Linked DNA regions of Homo sapiens: region 2 is linked to region 1. A link is an interaction called in ENCODE POLR2A ChIA-PET data of the cell type or tissue named here. Cell type or tissue: PC-9. All regions are shown on one strand. Each heading gives the region's core, and the rest is flanking DNA. Links, peaks and the distances in the headings are about the cores only.

Evidence for each region. Peaks named below come from ENCODE experiments on the same cell type or tissue, not always from the same donor. Only the 100,000 strongest peaks of a DNase experiment are listed, where the experiment ranks them.
Region 2: POLR2A ChIA-PET joins it to region 1 with 8 read pairs; 2 of 35 experiments call an interaction of 5 or more read pairs at or near these places.

What each region holds. Positions count from the first base shown.
Region 1 is chr14:63,569,853-63,576,414 of GRCh38, reverse strand. No RefSeq gene overlaps it. Among named protein-coding and RNA genes, the nearest start is that of PPP2R5E, 30 kb to the right of the region's middle. In PC-9, for the core only: no CTCF peak of the experiment used is centred there; a DNase peak (open chromatin) is centred at 2,634.
Region 2 is chr14:63,176,166-63,182,727 of GRCh38, reverse strand. It overlaps LOC105370531 (LINE-1 retrotransposable element ORF1 protein-like), which reads left to right and starts at 5,019. Exons shown (of 4, transcript XR_943934.4): 1 at 5,019-5,103. It overlaps LOC105370530 (a long non-coding RNA gene), which reads right to left and starts at 4,358. Exons shown (of 2, transcript XR_943933.3): 1 at 4,274-4,358; 2 at 2,737-3,362. In PC-9, for the core only: no CTCF peak of the experiment used is centred there; no DNase peak of the experiment used is centred there.

The sequences.
Region 1 (6,562 bases), core at 452-5,451:
TATCAGTCATGGCCAAGTAATGAGGCTCCTGTTAGAAAAAAAAACATCCATATTGACAAGATGGGACACTTACTTCTTATTAATTCAATTATTTGGCTTTGGTCAATGCTAATGATGGTAATGGTTGATGGCTACATACACTAGGGAACCGTCAGAAATGGAAATAAAAATCTACAGCATGTCATACATGTAACTGCAGAAGAGTGAGTAAAGAGCAATGGAAACTGAGAGAAAATAGCACTTCCAGGTGCCTACAGGTGGCATTCAGATCCAGAATAGCCATCCAGGCTTACAGAAAACTCAATCCAACTTTAAAAGGAATTACCAGGCAGAGTGTTGCAGCTCTATCCAGCCACTTATACACTGTGTATAAGTGTATACACAGTTTTATAAATTCATTCATTCAACATTATTTATTGAAGACTCTTATACACTTATACACTGAATATAAATTAGTCTAGCCACTGTGGAGAGCAGTTTGAAGATTTCTGAAAGAGCTAAGTTATGAGCCAGGCACGGTGGCTCATGCCTGTAATCCCAGCACTTTGGGAGGCTGAGGCGGGTGGATCACGAGATCAGGAGATAGAGGCCAGCCTGGCCAATATGGTGAAACCACGTCTCTACTAAAAATACAAAAATTAGCCAGGTGTGATGGTGCACGCCTGTAGTCCCAGCTACTCGGGAGGCTGAGGCAGGAGAATCACTTGAATCCGGGAAGTGGAGGTTGCAGTGAGCTGAGATTATGCCACTGCACTCCAGCCTGGCAACAGAGGGAGACTCCGTCTAAAAAAAAAAAAAAAAAGAACTAAGTGATGAACTACCATTCAACCCAGCAATACCACTTCTGGTTATATACCCAGAGGAAAATAAATTTTTCTACCAAAAGGACTCATATGTTCATGACAGCTCTGTTCACAATAGCAAAAACATGGAATCAACCCAGGTGTCCATCAGTGGTGCACTGGATAAAGAAAATGTGGTACATGTACATCATGGAATACTATGCAGCCATAGAAAAAGAATGAAATCATGTCCTTTACAGCAACATGGATAGAACTAAAGGCCATTATCCTAAGCCAATTAAGACAGAAACAGAGGCCAGGCGTGATGGCTCACGCCTGTAATCCCAGCACTTTGGGAGGCTGAAGTGGATGGATCACTTGAGGTCAGGAGTTTGAGGCCAGCCTGACCAACATTGCGAAACCCCATCTCTACTAAAAATACAAAAATTAGCCAGGCATGGTGGCGGACACCTATAGTCCCAGCTACTCGGCAGGCTGAGGCAGGAGAATCTCTTGAACCTGGGAGGCAGAGGTTGCAGTGAGCCGAGACTGTGCCACTGCACTCCAGCCCGGCCAACAAGAGTGAAACTCCGTCTCAAAAAAAAAAAAGAAAGAAAGAAACAGAAAACCAAATATTGCCTGTTCTCTTATAAGTGGGAGCTAAACACTGAGTCCGCATGAACACAAGATGGGAACAGTAGGCACTGGGGACTACTAGAGAAGGGAGAGAAGGAGTGGGGCAAGTGCTGAAAAACTACCTGTTGGCTATGATGCTCACTGCCTGGATGATGGGTTCAGTCATACCCCAAACCTCAGTACCATGCAAAATACCTTTGTAACAACCTGCAGATGTACCCCCAATTCTAAAATATAAGTTGAAAAAGAAATAAATTGTTTACCACAATATAAAGATTGAAATTGCTCTAAAAATTTTACTTTTCTTTTTTCTTTTTATTTTTTTGAGATGGAGTCTTGCTCTGTTTCCCAGTCTGGAATACAGAGGCATGATCTTTGCTCACTGCAACCTCCACCTCCTGGGTTCAAGTGATTCTCATGCCTCAGCCTCCCAAGTAGCTGGAATTACAGGCATGCACCACCACACCCAGCTAATTTTAGTAGAGACAGGGTTTTGCCTTGTTGGCCAGGCTGGTCTCGAACTCCCAACCGCAGGTGATCCACCCACCTTAGCCTCACAAAGTCCTAGGATTACAGGCAGGAGCCACTGCACCTGGCCCCAAAATTTTACTTTTAAATATTTCCTGCACAATATATGATGCAATGGCCGGGTGTGGTGGCTCATGCCTGTAATCCCAGCACTTTGGGAGGCTGAGGCAGGTGGATCACCTGAGGTCAGGAGTTCGAGACCAGCCTGACCAACATGGAGAAACCCTGTCTCTACTAAAAATATAAAATTAGCTGGGCATGGTGACACATGCCTATAATCCCAGCTACTCGGGAGGCTGAGGCAGGAGAATCGCTCGAAACTGGGAGGCAGAGTTTGTGGTGAGCTGAGATTGTGCCACTCCAGCCTGGGCAACAGGAGTGAAACTCCATCTCAAAAAAAAAAAATACATACATACATATACATATACATATATATATATATATATATATATATATATATATATATATATATATACATATACATATATATGATGCAATGTAAAAAAAAGGAACATATATTCACATACAAAAAATAAAGACAGACGACAGGAAACTGACAAACCTGCTGTTAACTAAAAACAAGTAGCTAAAAACTAACCAGGAAGTTTTTACAATACAGTCTTACAAGTGTTCCGAATATCAGCAAAAAGAATAAGCCTTTAGAAGGAAGAGCTCCTGAATGTACATAACTGCAGGATGAGTCAATGGTGGGGCCTTGAACTGGCACTAGGGAAAATTTTTTCCAGGAACAGTATAATTAACAGCTTCAGTCATTACCAAGTGGTATGGAGTCTAGGGAACAGGCTCAGGGAAACATTGTCCTCAGAATTAAAACAGTGATAAATCAAGACATAATCGACGAGATGCACCATCTGTAGAGGTAACTCACCCTAAGAAATGTTCTGTGAATGTGTTTGCAGGGAAACTTCGTAAGACCTGAGTGCAATGCTCATGACTAAAATTAATCACGTATTTTATGCCTCTGCGCCTTCACACATGTTATTCCTTCTGCCCATTATATCTTCTGTTACCCTTTTCTCCCCTTTCCCCAGTCCATTGGGTAAAGTATTATTCTTTCAGAATGTAGTCCAGGCATCATCATAACCTGTGCCTGAGAACAGAATGAATTATTTCCTCATCTCTCCTACTTCTCTTCTCCGTATGTCATATTATTATTTGAGGATCTGTCTCACCTAGCACATTGCAGGCTCTTTGAGGGCAGAACCCAAACCTCTTCTCCCCAGCATCTACCTCAGTGCCCAACCAAATAGGTATTTATTCAATGGATCAATTGAGTGGACCAGGAGAGGAGAGGAAGGTTATTCTTATCCTAAAAAGTACATCAGTGCTGGGTGTGGTGACTCACTCCTGTAATCCCAGCACTTTGGGAGGCCAAGGCAGGTGGATCACCTGAGGTCAGGAGTTTGAGACCAGCTTGCCCAACATGGCGAAACCCCGTCTCTACTAAAAATATAAAAAATTAGCTGGGCATGGTGGCAGGCACCTGTAATTCCAGCTACTCAGGAGGCTGAGGCAGGAGAATCCCTTGAACCCAGGAGGTGGAAGTTGCAGTGAGCCAAGATCGCACCACTGCACTCCAGCCTGGGTGAGAAGAGCGAAATTCCGCCTCAAAGAATATACATCAATGCCGGGCCTAGTGGCTCACACCTGTAATCCCAGCGCTTTGGGAGGCCAAGGTGGGTGGATCGCTTGAGCCCAGGAATTCCAGACCAGCCTGGGCAACATGTCGAAATCCTGTCTCTACTAAAACAAAAAAAAATTAGCAGGGTGTGGTGGTGCATGCCTGTAGTCCGAGCTGCATGTCAGGCTGAGGCAGGAGAATCGCTTGAACCTGGGAGACAGAGGTTGCAGCGAGATCAGATCATGCCACTGCACTCCAGCCTGGGCAACAGAACAAGACCATGTCTCAAAAAAAGAAAAAAAAGTAAATCAGAATCTTTGGATAGGTAGTGGTGGCTTGCAGGATTGGCATATTCAATATTGCAATAGATTTGGTGGGCAGTTTCAGAATCTGCATGAGCCATGAGATTTTTTATGTTTATTCAAAGAGATCTCAGGCCGGGCACGGTGGCTCACGCCTGTAATCCCAGCACTTTGGAAGGCTGAGGCGGGTGGATCACCTGAAGTCAGGAGTCAGGAGTTCAAGACCAGCCTGGCCAACATGGTGAACTCCCATCTCTACTAAAAATACAAAAAATTAGCTGGGCGTGGTGGTGGGCGCCTGTAATCCCAGCTACTTGGGAGGCTGAGGCAGGAGAATCACTTGAACTACTTGGGAGGTGGAGGTTGAGCCGAGATCGTGCCATTGCACTCCAGCCTGGGCAACAGAAGTGAAACTCTGTCTCAAAGAAAACAAAAATTCCAATTATTTTTTAAGTGAGAGACTGTTTTAGTAGGGAGACAAATTTATAAACGGAAATGTGCAGCTTGCTATAAAACTATGCAAAAGATTAAGAACTGGTATGAAGCCAAAGAAGAATTAAATCCCCAGGTGGAGATCAGAAGTTCCACAGAGGAGGAAATGGATTGATCTCAGTCTTGAAAGATAAATAGAAGTTTGTTGAGTGTGACGGCTAATTTAGGTGTCAGCTTGACTGGATTAAGGGGATACCCACATAGCGGGTAAAGCATTATTTCTGGGTATGTCTCCAAGGATGTTTCTGGAAGAGATTGGCATTTGAATGAGTGGACGGAGTAAGGAAGATCTGCCCTCACCCAATGTGTGCAGGCGCCATCCAATCAACTGAGGACCCAGATCGAACAAAAAGGCAGAGGAAAGAACTCCCCCTCTTCCCCTTCAACGGAAACACCCATCTTTTCTTGCCTTGCACATCAGAACCCCATGTTGTCCAGTCTTTGGACTGTAGAACTTGCACCAGCAGACCCCTATGTTCTCAGGTCTTTGGCCTTGGACTGAGAGTTACACCATTGACTCCCCTGGTTCTCAAGTCTCTGGACTTGGACTGAGCCACCCTACCTGCTTCCCTGGTCCTCCGCCTTTCGACAGCATGTCGTGAGGCCTCAGCTTCCATAACTGCATGAGCCAATTCTCCTAATAAATCCCCTCTCATCTATCTGTCTGTCTGTCTACCTATCTATTTTCCCATCCATCCATCCTATTAGTTCTGTTTCTCTAGGCAACCTAGACCAATACTTCAAGCAAACTGTCAGGCAGAGGGAACAGCTTTTACAAAGCAAGCAGTTTCCACTGCTTGGAGCAGAGACCTAAAATAACAGTGAGGCTGGGCACAGTGGCTCACACCTGTAATCCCAGGACTCGGGAGGCCAAGTCAAGCGGATTACTCGAGGTCAGGAGTTTGAGACCAGCCTGGCCAACATAGTGAAACCCTGTCTCTTCTAACAATACAAAAATTAGCCAGGCATGATAGTGCACACCTACTGAAGTCCCAGCTACCTGGGAGGCTGAGGCAGGAGAATCACTTGAACCCAGGAGGCGGAAGTTGGGCTGCAGTGAGGTGAGATCGTGCCACTGAACTCCAGCCTGGGCAACAAAGCCAGACTCTGTCTTAAAAAAATTATAAATAAAATAAAATAACAGTGGTTTAAACAACCAAGCAATTTATTTCTGTCTCTACAAAGACCTCAGGATCCTAGACTTCTTTATCCAACTATTCCAAAAGCAAGGTGTGGCCTTCATCCTTTATGGTCCAGGACATTGGCTAGTGCTCCAGCCATCACATCCACACTCCAGATAGCACAGAAGAAATCCAAAGGAACTTTACAACTATCATATTATGCAGTTTCTTAGTCCACATCCATCCCATTAGCCCAACACAGTCTCCTAACCACAATTAGCAGCAAAATTCTCTGGGAAATATAGTATTTATTCTGGGTATCACGTCTCCACCGAAAAATTTGGCATTCTATACCTGTGAAAGGGAAGAACAGATAATGGGAGACAATTAGCTATTTTTGTCACATATTCTTATCTCCATTTTTTTTTTTTTTTGAGATGGAGTCTCACTCTGTTGCCCAGGCTGGAGTGCAGTGGCACGATCTTGGCTCACTGCAACCTTAGCCTCCCATGTTCAAGCGATTCTCCTGCCTCAGCTTCCTGAGTAGCTGGGACTACAGGCGCGTGCTACCATGCCCGGGTAATTTTTGTATTTTTAGTAGAGACAGGGTTTCACCATGTTGTCCAGGCCGGTCTCGAACTACGACCTCAAGTGATCTGCCCACCTCAGCCTCCCAATGTGTTGGGATTATAGGCATGAGCCACCGTGCCTGGCCTTTTTTTTTTTTTTTTTTTTTGGAGACTGAGTATACCTCTATTGCCCAGGCTGGAGTGCAGTGGCGAAATCTTGGCTCACTGCAATCTTCGCCTCCCAGGTTCAAGAGATTCTCCTGCCTCAGCCTCCCAGGTAGCTGGGATTACAGGCACCTGCCACCATGCCTGGGTAATTTTTGTATTTTTAGTAGAGATGGGGTTTCACCATGTTGACCAGGCTGGTCTTGAACTCCTTACCTTAAATGATCCGCTTGCCTCAGCCTCCCAAAGTGTTGGGATTACAGGCATGAGCCACCACACCCGGCCATCTTCATTTTTTATATAAAATCAATGCAAAGAGTGGTTG
Region 2 (6,562 bases), core at 1,066-6,065, 390 kb after region 1:
GGGGGCAGCCTCTAGAAGCTGGAAAAGCCGAGGAAGCCTGTTCTCCCCTAGAGCCTCCAAAAGGAAACTAGCCCTGCTGATACCTTGATTTTAGCCCAGGAATGTCCGTTTGGACTTCTTATCTCCAGAATTGTGAGCTAATAAATTTGTTTTAAGCCACTAAACTTGTGGTAATTTGTTACAGCAGCAGTAGGAAACTAGTACAGATGCTGAATTTGATGGGAGGAGTTAGGGAATGATGTAATTTTGGAAGAATGTGAATATTTGCAAAATGAGTTTGAAATTTAGGTGAATAAACAATGACAGAAGAAGGTCAACTATGTGTGAAACTGCAGGGATGGGTAGAGAAGAGTGAGACTGACTTCAAGGCAAGGTTACCACCCCCTGCTGTCTTTTCTCAGCTATGTAGTTTTCCTTCACAGCACAGCTTGAAGTTAAATGTATATTTGTGCAATTATTTATTTAATCTTTGTATTTCCCTTTAGCAAATCGTATGAGGGTAGGGACTGTCTGCTTTGATCATCACAACCTCTTGAGCAGCCACATAATAACTAATAATGAACAAATAGGTATGATAAAGATTGAAATGAATGAATGAATTGGGAGAAGATACTCATAGGTAAACAAAAAATAGTAGTCCGATAGAGGGAAGCCTAACATATAGCCAATTTGTTGGAGATGTAAAACTCCTTACATTGTCCTATAGTGATTTTCAGCCATTAAGGATAACCCTAGCATACTGTTTTCTTTTGCAGTTTTGGTGTAGTGACTGTTTAAGAGCAGGTGAGGGCTTTGGAACTAGACTTCTTTGTTTCAAATTCATATAGCTATGCATACTGTCCCATACATACTTAAGTATATCCCTAACATACTTAAATGTATGCTTGTCAGTTTAGCTAGGCTAAAGTACAGCAAAGTGGCCCATTGTCCACCCACCCATTCATCCATCCATCCATCCATCCATCCATCCATCCATCCATCCATCATCCAGTTTACTTTGGTGGTTAGGAGTATAAACTGTGAAGACAGATACCCGGGGTTCAATCTCAGTTCTGCCAGTTAATATGGGACCTTGGGCAAGTTACTTGAAACTCAGTTTTTTGATCATAAAAAGGGATGCTAACATGGTTGTTGTAAGCATTAAATATAAAGCAATTAGAATCATTCCTGACACTTAGTTATTGATAAATATTATTTTGTATTATTATTACTAGAGGTTGAATAAAATAGATTTTGGTTTAATAGAACCAAAGACCAGATCTCCACTATTTAGCTGTGTGACTGCAGCCAGACTTTACATCTCTGGTTGGGGGAAGGGATTGTATTGAGCCAGTGATTCTTGATCTTTGTTGGGCATATCAACTATCTGAAGGCCCTTTTAAGATGCTGATGCTGATTCAGTAGGTCTGAGGTGGAGGATAAGATTCTGCACCTCTAACAAGCTCCCTGATGATGCTGATGTTGGTGGTTCATGGGCTACACTTTGAGTAGCCAGGAACTAGGCAACCTCTCAAGCTCTTTCTTGCTTCAATATTTCTGCTATTGATATCACCATCCTGCTAATCTCTGGGCTATATAAATAAACCTTGGAGTTTACTTTTTCTTTCTTCTTATTGCCTAAATCCAGGTTTTCTTCTTACTGATTTTGTTTGCTTCTTTAAAATGTCTCTTTAGTGTCTATTAAAACAGAATTATAATAGATCTAGAAAATTGCCATAACTGTTCAATTATGCCACCCTTAAAAGTTGTTACAAAGAACATTAATTACATGGCAAAACTTGTATAATTTAATATTGTACATATATAAACATATATCATGTATGATTAGGGGTAAGCTCAATTCCCCAGAATTCTATAAACAAGAATAAAAGGGAAAGAAGGCAATGCCCCAAATGGTCTGAGTTTGGGTGGAAGAAGTGTGATTCTCTCTAGGTACATATATTTTTCTTTCTCTTTCTATATTTTCTTTAATGAGGATGTATCACTTAGAAAATGAAAGCGTTGTTTTCAAAGAATTACCAGAACTGAAATCCTTCCAATTCACAGGTATTTCTGGATCCTTAGGGACGGTTGCTCTCCATTCTTTCATAAGTATCTTTATAGGCTCTTCTCTTCATTTTTAATCTTCAGGTCTCACTGACAGAAAAGGCCCCACTCTCCAAAAAGATTTTTCTTTTCATCTCCTTTGTGAATAGAAACTCATATTTTCCCCCAGGTCTTTCCTGACCAAAGAGTTTAATCTCTTCCTCAAACCATCAACATGGTGACAGAACACTGGTCCCTACAAGGTGTGGTTTTACTTCTAATGGCTACCAAGGGCCAGAGACCAGAGTGCTGACACCATCCCATGTTTTCCAGAGTTTTGCCTGGACTTCTTGGGGGTCTGCCTCAAGTAAAAGGGCAAGGGGTGCAGGGGGTTGTGGAAGGATGAAGTCAGATGTTGCACAGCTGCAGCTCATGCCAGAGGAACTTGGGACGTGGCCCCACAGCTGTGAAGCAAGCCAAGCAGCCTGCCACGTCCACAGCCGCTGAGTCTCCAAGGGGGAAAAAGCCATAGAGCCAGATGTTACTTCTAGAAAAAAAAACTGCTGTGTGGAACTTGGCCTCTGAATGGTGCATCTGTCCAACTTACCTTCAGCTTGGTCAGAGACAGCAAAAACTCTGCTAGGAAGGCCTGGAAAAAAACAAAGAAGGAACATAACTTGACTATGAAAAGAAAGTTGTGGAATACAAATGTTTTTGCCAAAGCATTTATTCTGGAGTTTCTCAGTTTTCTTAGCTTGAATTGATATTTAAATGCCCTTTCTAGGAGGGAAAAAAGTCTGTTGATTAGATACTGATGCAGGTTCCGCTTGATTCTCCTTTTTTATCACATAGGGTTTGAGTAGGAAGCTTGGTTATACATTAGAGGGGAGAAAGAAAACCCTTCCATTGCCCTCAATTCTAGGCCTTTCCAGTACAATCTTCTCTCTGTGAAGTCACTGTGCCTTCCAAGTCTGCTGGGTATTGTTTGACAGGTTGTTTACTGCCCAAGGGTACCTGCATTACTCAGTGTTCTCCAGAGATACAATCAGTAGGATAAACGGAAGGAGATTTATTAGGAGGAATTGGCTCACGGAGTCACAGAGACGAAGTCCCACAATAGGCCAAGTGCAGGCTGGAGAATCTTAGAAGCGATAGCATGGCTCCAAGCTGGTAGTGTGGCTCAGTTTCTGTCCAAAGCCTTAGAACCAGGGAAGCTGACAGTGCAGGCCTCAGGCCCAAGAGCCCCCTTGGGAGGCTGCTGGGGCAAGTCCCAGAGTCTGCAAGCTGAAGAACCTGGAGTCTGATGTCCAAAGGAAGGAGGAGAAAAAGGTCCTGCTCTGTAGGGGAGAGAGACAGTAGGGAAGGTAAATCCTCCTTTTCCTGCCAGTTTTGTCCCAAATGGGCCTGTAGCTTACTGGATGGTGCTGGCCGCGTTGAGGGCAGGTCTTCCTCTGTCAGCCCACTGACTCACATGGCAATCTCTTCCTGAAACACCCTTACAGACACACCCAGAAACAATGCTTCACCAGCCATCTAGGTGACTCAATCCAGTCAAGCTGACACCTAACATTACCATCGCAGTGCCTGACTGAGGAAGAAGGAGGAGGCCAGAATCTAGTCTGCTTCCCACACATCAGGCTGTGCCTGTGCAGGCCTAGGTCCAACTGGGAGAGGCATCTTACCAAATAACACAAAAATGTGGTGCACTTGCCAAGCACTGTGTCCACAGGTTTACCACAGTCTGCTTGGGATGCCTTTTCCTAGTTAGCATAAAGTGTTACATGGACCCTCCCTAACCCCATCTCGTACCTCCAACCTGGAGTCACTGCTCTTTCAGCTGCTGGGCCAGTTGTCTCCACATCTTAAGGATGGATCTACCCTGACTACAATCCAGTGAGTTTGCAGGACTCTGTCTAGGGGCCAGAGCACCAAGTCTAGCCTTGAACTTGTATCTCCATTATGATGAGGGAGGTTTTACCCTGGGATGTAGGCCTTGCACTTATACTCAGGAGATAGATTCTTGTCTTATTTCCTGAGTCAAATTAACATCTCTGCTACCTGCCTGGTATCTTGGTCCCTTTAGAGTCAGGGACCTGTGCTAGTCTGGCCCTCGGCATGCCAGAGATTCACGCAGTGCTCCTTCCCCCCAGCCTGGCTGCTGAGCCCTGTCTCCCCAGTGGTTCTTTTCTCTACGCATCTCTGAATGTGACTGCTTTAGGGTGAATCTCCTCCTTCTTGTTCCACCCACCTGCCAATTTGTGTTATGCTCCTGATGTTGACAGCTTGCCTGGACCACTTCCTTTCTCTATAGCCTTGAACCCTGCAGACACTGGATTCTGCCTCTTGGGCTGAACTTCTTCTTGAGGCCTCTCCATTGGGTGGCTCTGTCTTTCCTAGGCTTCCTCATCTTGATGCAAGGAAGAAGGTACACACTTGGCCATGCATGGTCTGAGATGTAACAATTAGTTTTAGGAAGTGCCTACTTCTGTGAGCAAATAATCAATTACCTGTCATAGCAGCCACTCTTTCCTGAAACTGCCTTCCAACCAGGTGTGCAGTTTCTGAAATTCTACCAATGGCTTTACTTCCTCCAGGTGTCTTCTGGAGGAGTAAGGAACCGTGACCAGACAGACACAAATACATATGGCCATTAGTAATATCATTACCAAGCTAACTACAGGAATCCAGGGCAGTATGCAGGCATAAGAGGTCCAGGAAGAGCAGAACAGAAGACAGTTGTGTGGAGAGCAAGTGAAGAGAGGCACTGAAGACAAACTCTCCCATCCTTCTGACTTTACCTGGTCCCAGTCCTGGGTGAGCAACTCACATAACCTTAGGCTTTGAGATGGTTTGGCCTATCATGGGCCCTGAGAGAATATTGGACAAAAATGTTGTTCTTTAGAGTTTATGGAGAAAGAAACAGAAACAGGATTTGGTTATTATTTTGAAGTGGGCAGAAAAACTGAGGAGCAACCTAACTGCACCATTCAATAGATTATAATGCAAACAAGGACCAGAAATGGCTACTGTCAGAAGTGAGTGAGAAACAAAGCCTGGGGAAAGGATGTAGGATCACAGGTAAGTCAAACAGCAGTTAGTCCTCATGCCACTGACATTCAGCTTTCAGTATAATGTAGACCCTCCCACAAATACCTCTCTAGGACAAGCTGTAGCATTTCATGTCCTCTATGTTATTAAGTTATGGGCAGTACCAGCTGAGGGGAAGAACTTAATATGTGATTGACAGGTCCTTAAGTGGGAGGTGAAGACCTCCTGATGATTTTCTTGAAGCATTAGGATTGCTTCGTAAAAATTTTAACCCACCTTGGGAGGTGATCCAGCATGGCTGGAATGTGGCTTTGGTGTCAGCCACTAGTGGGTTCTTTCTAGTCCTGGCTTAACTGCTTACTAATTGTATGTGCTTGAGCACTTAACCTAAGCCCCAGTTTCCTCATCTGTGAATTGGGTGTGATAATAGTTCCTAGGTCATAGGGTATTGTGAAGATTGCATAGAATCATGTATTATTTCATGGTATGGTATTACAAAGCTCCAAATAGAATGTCTAGCAGAGCAAAAGTATTTGTGAGTGGTGCCTCTGTTTTTATTAGATGAATTGCCTATTTTCCCACAAATGACCTGGTCGTACTTCTCTTAGCAGAGCTTCTCCAAAAAAGTCAGATCCCTTTCATTTCTAAGTCTTCTGGTATATGAAAAAGTGAAATACCAAAGCATCTATATAGTTTACGTAATTGCATTGAACAAATCAATGATGTTAACATAAGCGCTCACATGCGATGCATCATGTAACACAATTGTGTTATTCATAAGATCCTGGTGCCCTACAGGGTGGTCATCCAGGGTTGAAAGTTCCAGGGTTGAAAGTTGGGAGGGACCCAAGTTTCAAGTTATGTGGAGAATGTCCTTCAGTCCCATTTTTGTCTTTCTGTAACTAAATGTTTAATATCATTTGGAGTTTAAGGTGAAAAGTCTATGTTTGAAGCTTGAGCTAATGGCTCTGCTAGCCCCTCATGTAGGAAGACCAGACTGTCTGAGAAATCCAAGCTGTACAGACCACTAATCTGTTTATTTCTGGTGGTAGAAATCATAGAGCTTCTGCTGTTCTCCATCAGTGTAACAAGGACACTCAGTTGAGGCTGAACTCCTCTGTACATCAGGAAGATCTTAACTTGGGATCAGCACTGGATCAGGAATGAGGAGCACTGTTTCATGGGTGAAATTCATCACCCATCATTATGAGATATGGAGGAAGGTGCTTCTCAGTGCCAGGCTTTCATGTCCTGGCATTCAATGAGGGGACCGGGGTTAGATCCTGCCTGAGGTCTCCACTCTAAATTTTTGTGATTCTATATATGCATGGAGTTTGCACATGTGCATGGGGCATGGTTTCTTGAAGGTTGAAGTAATCTAGCTGAGTAAAAGGTTTGATCTCAAAATGTTTGTATCAACTAAGTTAATCATAGCAATTTCTCCATAAAATAATTAAAGTTAATGGTTACCTTTAGAACTACTGGCATC